Linked DNA regions of Homo sapiens: region 1 is linked to region 2. Evidence: chromatin contacts called from ENCODE Hi-C data. All regions are on one chromosome and are shown on one strand. Each heading gives the region's core, a stretch centred on a gene start or an enhancer-like site at or near the end of the contact. The rest is flanking DNA. Distances are from core to core; before and after follow the strand shown. Region 1 holds the start of CEP192 (centrosomal protein 192). Region 2 holds the start of MPPE1 (metallophosphoesterase 1).

What was found. Hi-C counts contacts between places; a loop is a spot of excess contacts on that map. Pooled maps may share reads with other maps.
Region 1: a loop to region 2 is called in a map of CD4-positive, alpha-beta T cell, with 7 times the contacts of the local background. The contact joins the promoter of CEP192 here to the promoter of MPPE1 in region 2. A Hi-C loop is called at or near these places in 2 of 168 maps with a recorded cell type or tissue (CD4-positive, alpha-beta T cell and CD8-positive, alpha-beta T cell) and 7 of 50 pooled maps.

Annotation. Positions count from the first base shown.
Region 1 is chr18:12,989,520-12,993,155 of GRCh38, forward strand. CEP192 (centrosomal protein 192) reads left to right here and starts at 1,843. Exons shown (of 45, transcript NM_032142.4): 1 at 1,843-1,918. RefSeq lists enhancers at 162-774, 1,165-1,544 and a silencer at 2,025-2,104.
Region 2 is chr18:11,906,686-11,910,382 of GRCh38, forward strand. It overlaps MPPE1 (metallophosphoesterase 1), which reads right to left and starts at 1,632. Exons shown (of 11, transcript NM_023075.6): 1 at 1,516-1,632. RefSeq lists a silencer at 2,025-2,424.

The DNA of each region.
Region 1 (3,636 bases), core at 593-3,092, 1.1 Mb after region 2:
TTGCCCAAGGCTACACAGTTTGGAAGAGGGAGGTAGAGCCAGGATTCAGATCCAGGCAGCCTGGCGTCAGAGTCCAGGCTCTCCTGCTGCCGAGACTCTGAATCAGAGATCTCTGTTAATAGAGTCCTATCAGGTTACTGAGTGTTGTGGGGAGTGCTGTGGTGACTTGAGGATATTTATGGAGGAAGGACATTTATTAACAAGGATCTGGTGTGAGTGACAGTCCGGAACCTGTAGACACATTTAAGCAGTTCACCTCCAATGTGTGACCGCTTTGTAGAAAAAGAGGTTAAGAGAGGTCAGCTCTAGGGCTGAGCATTTGGCTTACTTTTTTGGGATTCAGAAAATCTTGAGATTTTCTGCATTTATCTTTGCTCACTGAGTGTGGACAAAGGTAGAATAAAGGTAATTACTCTTTGCAAATACCAAGGCTGCAGGGTTCCAAGAAGAGGTGTCGAACTGTGGAGATATCACTGAGTTTGACAATTAGGAGTCTATTCCTGATAAAGTTTTAAGGACCCAGCTAGACACCATGAAATGCGTCAAAATAAGGTGTAAAAAGTGGAAGCCTGGCTTCCTCTATGGAAAAAAAAGTGGAGACCATTAAGGGAAGGAAACAAGAATGGTCATTAGGTGATGAAACAGAATCAAGGAAGGGGTGTGTGTGGGTGTGTGGTTTGAGTGGTGTTTGTGTGTGGAGGGTGTGTGTGGTGTGTGGGTGATGTGTATGTGGGTGTGTGTTGTGTATGGATGTGTGTATACGTGTCACACACGTGTGTGTGGTGCATATGTGGGTGTGTGTGGTTTGTGGTGTGAGTGGTGTGTGTGGTGTATGGGTGTGTGGTGTGTGTGTTTGGGTAGAGAGGTGCTGCATTTTTGTAGGCAGAGAGAAGGAAACCAGTGGAGAGGATATCCAAGAATGACAGGTGAGCCATGTTTGCAGGAGGTAGAAAGTGGTCAAGTAAACAGACGTCTTTCCCCACCAAGTAACCTCAGGTCTAGGGACTTCTAAACTTTGCGTTTTCCCTCTTCTTTCCTCCAAGGTGCGCCGGACATCTTTCAGTAACTTGAACGAAGTTAAGGAGTTAGCTTTGGAAAAGAGGGACTCTTTTCCCTCTGTGACTATATGGAATAAATTTTGAGATAAGGGACCTTACTGAAAAAGACTGAGATACATTTTGAGTGAAAGGCATGGTCTCAGTGAAGTAGTTAAGGGCCTGTGCCGAGCAGATGGCGGTGATGGGTTTTGTGGCCTAAGAAGGATGGAGAAAAGTAGGAAGCAATCGAGACAAAGCCTACTCTGTCACAAAGAGGCGACTAGATGTGGCGAAATGTCATGAAACTTGGATCCCGAGGAATTAGCTGATTGAAGGTGAAACCTGACGCCTTTCAGCGCCTACCAACAGGAAAGGTCTGCATCTGCCCACGGAAGGACGAAACCTATCGGGGGGGATTTGTTGGCGGGGGATACTTCTTTGCGCATAGAGTGACTGGCGGTGCCCTGGAGACCCAAACTGAATAAAGTAAGCATTATTTTCAAATTCGCCAAGACCTTGAAGGCGGCGCCAACGGGAGCCGTCCCCCGGGTCCCACGCAGCGCAGAGCTCCATTTCCTCCTCCGGACTCGCAGGGCGCGCGGCTTCCTCGCTTCAAATCCAGGAACGCGCTGTCCCCACCAATCACCGGGCTTCTTCCCGCCCCATGTCTTCCCGCTGTCCAATCAAAAGCCAGCTCAGTCTCCTCCCCTTGCCTGGTGCCGCGAACAGACGTAAACCAGAGGCGGGCGCGGTACGGCCGTTCCGGGCTCCAGCCGGTGCGGGGGCCACGCGCACGCGCACTTGCAGTGCCCTGGGACACCTCTTCAGTCCGTGGACTTTCCCGCTGCACACTGCCCTCCGAAGTCGGGGACGCGGGCTCGGTGAGGGGGGACGCTGGTGCCTCGGCCTGCGCCTAGGCGGGAGGCAGACGCATGCACCTTTGGCCTACGTTTCGGCTGCCGGACCGACGGGACAGTGACGGTTGGGCCGGGTGGGGGCGCAGGCTGTGGGGCGGCCTCAGGGCGCGAGCAAGGGGACTGCCGCGCTTCCCGCGCCTCTGCGCCTGGCGCAGCCTCTGAGCTGAGCTCCGCCTGGTTGGGATTAATTGCACGCCTCTGTGTCATCGGGCTTTGGCCGGGCGTGATGAGACAGACTGTTAGGGGATCACGTCCTTCTTTCCTCCCCTCTTGTCTGGGGACTTCCACCTCTTGAGGGACAGGCCCTCTCCGTGCTACCCTCTGGAGTTTCTTGCAGTGTGCTTGTGAAGTGACCGGTGATGTTTCCTTTATGTGCCCTGTGATGGGCGGTTCTGTTCCTCCTTTTTGTTTAAAATTCTGACCCAGGAAGTAACCTTGTTAACTTAACTTAATGCCCTTGTCTTCCGTTTACTCACTTGATTTGGTTTCTGCTAGGTTGCGTTCATTTATTCCTAATAGTTTACCTACATTCCTTGCCTATGATTTCATTATCAACAGAACGTGAAATGAGACGAATGTTAATACACTCTACTTTTACTTTGCTGTTACTTTCAGAGTTTGTTTAGTAAAACATGAGGACCTCTTCAAGTCAGTCGTTTGGAGAACAGCTGTTTATATGACCATATTTCCATTTGCTCTTACTATTTTGAGGTCATTCGACTGGCGTTTTTACTGCTCCAAAATCAACTTTTTCTCCAAATTTCAGTTTTCTAGGCAAAAACGGCAAGCCTTGAACAATAATATACCAAATGCCTACCTAGTTTTAAAGTATATCTTAAAGTGCCAAGAGTAAATGATGAGTTTTGGGGAAGTTTGACTCGGCTTTGGGTTCCACGGCGTGTGCTTTTAAATGTGTTTAATTGTATACATAGACCTACGATTAATGACTATAGTCAGTAATCTTTTATGTACCTAGGAATGTAATTAGTGAGTCCAGATGTGAAATTTGAGGTCACTACTTTAAGGAAATAGCAAGAGAAATTGCAAATATAGCCACTCAGTTCAAATAGGATAGAAGAAAAATATTGTCTTCACTTGAGATGATGGAGGAGGGGTGGGTAATGCAATAATGTGAGAAATTAAAGGAAATTTCCTTTAGGAATGTGTTATGTCCATGAATGGTTTACAAGTGTAATCTTTTCTGGAGAAGAGACTAGGTATTAGGTTACATCTTGAGGAATCTTCCCGTGGGTTTTGTTACCTTTGCACCCTTAGCAAAGCTCTGTTGAAGCACTTAACACTATCGTAGTTGACAGGGATTGTCAGCTCCCTGAGGGGAGCTGCCTTATTTATCTTTGCATTCTTGGTGCCAAGTAGAGGGTTCTTCATGGTTTGTGTTTGATAATGAATGTTGCATGAATGACCTTTGCATAATTTCTGAGTTTTCTTTGGATTAGGCCCTTCTAAATAGGGACAACTGTTGAAGAGTTTTCTATAAATTTTAATAGTTTACATGTCTGTATATGAATGAATAACTTAGTAATTACAAGGCTAGACTTGGGGAGGCTAGTTGGGAGACTCGTGTGATAGTTCAGAATAAAAAGTGATGGGCAACGGGCATTAGGAATATAGAAGTGGGTCTCAGCTCCAGAAGTGTATTTGACGTTAGAAGCATTAGAATT
Region 2 (3,697 bases), core at 382-2,881:
TCTCTACTAAAAATACAAAATCAGCCAGGGTAGTGGCACATGCCTGTAATCCCAGCTACTCGGGAGGCTGAGGCAGGAGAATCGCTTGAATGCGGGAGGCGGAGGTTGTAGTGAGCCGAGATCGCGCCATTGCACTCCAGCCTGGGCAACAAGAGCGAAACTCCGTCTCAAAAAAAAAAAAAAAAAATTTATCTTTGAACTTTTCAATTTGTATTTATTTATTTATTTATTTTTAGAGATAGGGTCTCACTCCACCGCCCATTGTAAATCAAAAATGAAATCCTAAGACCCCTCAACCATCTGCATGGACCCCACCAAGGGCATTCCAGAGTTAACCTTGTTTTAGGTTGTTTTAAGCAAAACTTGTTTAGGCCATGATGGGAAGTGGGGGTGGAACTTGACACATTTCATCCTCCTCCCTTTTAGAATTCAGGAAAAGCAGACCAGCATTTAACATGCTGGACACTTAACTTACCTGGAGGCTTCATCTGCATGATAAAACTTCAGTCTCCACAGCCTCTTATTGTAACCCAAACATTCCTTTCCATTGATAATAAATCTTTCAACCAAATGCCAATCAGAAAATTTTCAATCTACCTATAACCCGGAAACCCCCGACCCACCCACCTCCTCAGCTGTCATACCTTTATGGACCGAACCAATGTACATCTTAATCTTACATGTATTTGACTGATGACTCATGGCTCCCCTAAAATGCATAAAACCACACTGGGCCCCGACCACCTTGCGTACGCGTTCTCAGGGTCTCCAAATGGCTGTGTCACCAGCCATGGTCACTCATATTTGGCTCAGAATTAATCCCTTCAAATATTTTATAGAGTTTTGACTTTTTGTCAACCGCAGGCTGCGTCACAGCTCGCTGCAGCCCCAAACTCCTGCGCTGAAGCGATCCTTTCCCCCACAACTTCTCGAGTAGCAGGGACTTCAGGTGCGTGCCACTACACCTGGCTTTTTTTTTTTTTTTTTTTGGTACTTTTGTTGTTATGGTGGGGGCGGGGGACTTGCTATGTTGCCCAGGCTGGTCTCGCATCTCTGGGATCAAGCCATCCTCCCACTTCAGCGTCCCAGAGTGCTGGAATTACAGGCCTAAGCAACGGCACCCAGCCTATCTTTTAATTTTTAACTTCAAAGTTATCGTTAAAAATCTAATCCCCCCAAAATATGAAAAAAATACTTAATATGCACTGACCTGTAGTTTTTCTCTAATTCACTATCTTAAATATATTAATTGCAATCTCATCAACTGCGACTTGCATTTGAAATTTTCCACCTTAAACGGTATTTTTTGATAAGATGGATTTTTTAAAAAATCTACACCAGCAAACTAGAGTGAGAGACCCCTGCAAAGTAATACATGGGCCTTAAGTCACCGAGATTTTCCAGCAAATAATTTGCAGAATGCTGTTTTTCCTAGGTTAACTTGCAATCCTAACACGGAAGGAGGTTCCGTTTTTAGAAGTTTAAATGTTGTCACACGGGCGCAAGAATACATACAACAGCCATGCTTTCCAGCTCTGCGCACAACGCCAGGCAGATGGGGAGCACCGGGCGGTGCGGGAGCCCTTTCACCAGGGCAGGGTGGCTTCGGTGGCCGAGGGACCCGGGAACTGCAGCCGGAGCCGGCGCGCACCCAGCCAACTTCCTGTTTCCGCGGTAGCGCGCGGGCCTGTCACTGAAGCCCCGCCCCGGCGACCTCAGGCGGGCGGGGAAGACCGAGTCTTCCCGGAGCCGCTTCGTCCGCCCGGCGCCGGAGTCCCACGGCCGGTTTGCGGAAGCGGGTCGTCTGAAGGGGCCCGGCGGGTGGCTCCCGGGTCTCCGCGGCCTGTGATCCCCAGAGCGGACAACCGCAGCTGGGGCTCCGTGCGCAACTCGGAGTAAAGGCCGGAACCTACGCTCGGCGGCCGCGTCCCGGCCCCTAGCGCCCTCCGCGAAGTGCCTGGCAGGCTCGGCAGTCTGAGTGTCGCGTTACAGAGTCCCCTGGGCAGTCACCGCTGAAGGGCGGGGGACGCGGGAAAGGCATTTTGGGGACACAGGAGAGCTGCGAGGGCGAAGCACGGGCGAGCTGTCGTTAGGGCCCAGGAAAGGCCCGTTGCGGGGCGCACAGGCGGGCAGGGGAACTCGCGCCCCGCGCCGCGCGCCCGGCCTCCTGACGCCAGGGCCGGCTTCTGAGCACAGCCACCGCGGCGGCCGGGGGCGGCCACTGCTCCCCGCGAGCCCGCTTCCGCGCCCCAGAAGCCCCCAGAGCCCGCGTCCGAGCTCCAGGCCTTGGAGGAGCCAGGCGGGCAGCTGACAGCCCCGGAGCCGCTCCCGGGTTCCGCGCGCGGTGGCAGCCAGGCCGTGCCTCCCCGTTCCCCTCCCGCGCCGCGCTGCCCCTCCGGGACCCACCAGGCCTGGCTGCGCCTCTTTCCTCTCCTCCCCCGGAGCCTTGGAAAGTGCCCTCCAGAGATGTGCTTAGGAAGTGTGTGATGAATAAAGGAGACAATCAGGATAACTATAATATTTATTATGCACTTGCTTTTTTCTCACTGATGTTACTAATTTTAATGGTGTAGCGCGGCGCGTTCCAGTTTTCTAAGTGCTCTCACATCCGTTCAAAAAATCCTCAAAATAAGCCTGTATATTAAAAGCAGGAGCCATTATTTCATATTTCAAGAAGTAAACATGCTCAGAGTAATAATCCACATAGAGCCTTCCAACCAGTCAATTCTGGTACATTTTCACAAATCTATGAGTGTGGTTAATACACGGAGATGTGGTTTGAGGAATTATATAGGACACAGCCAGCAAAATGCCTGGTATACAATAAGTATGCGGTAAATGGTTATTATTATTAAGAATATTGTAATATCTTCAGATATGATCAGGTGAACAACTTTGACATAATCGAAACTGGGACAGCCTGATTCCATAAACACACTAATATGGCACCGTGGATTGTTTGCAGCCTCACCTCTAAAGTATTCTCTCTGACTAACAAAGAAAGGGAAACTAGAACCAGTTAAGCTTATAACACTAATCACAGGCTAAAGGAAATACAGGGGCCAAATGAACCCATTAGATTACACCACCAGGAAGTAATCTGCCAAATCCAGAATGTGGGAAATTCTACAAACCAAATGACCCAATTTCTTTTTTCAAAAATAAATGTTCAGAGGCTGAAGTGGGAGGATTGCTTAAGGCCAGAGTTCAAGGCTGTAGTGAGCTATGATCACAGCTGTGAATAGCCACTGCACTCCAGGCTGGGCAACACAGCTAGACCCCCCATGTCTTTAAAAAAAAGAGGGTGGGGGGACCTTGAGAGACACATTAGCCAAATGCAATTTGTGGACCTTGTTTGGGTCATGATTAAGACAAACAAACTTTTACATAAATAAATGGCATTTTTAAAAACATTGGCGGCCAGGCGCGGTGGTTCTTGCCTGTAATGCCAGCACTTTGGGAGGCCGAGGCGGGCAGATCAGGAGGTCAGGAGATCAAGACCATCCTGGCTAACACGGTGAAACCCCGTCTCTACTAAAAAAAAAAAAAAAAAAAAAAAAATTAGCCGGGTGTAGTGGCAGGTGCCTGTAGTCCCAGCTACTCGGGAGGTTGAGGCAGGAGAATGGTGTGAACCCGGGAGGCAGAGCTTGCAGTGAGCCCAGATCACGCCACTGCACTCCAGCCTGGGCGACAGAGT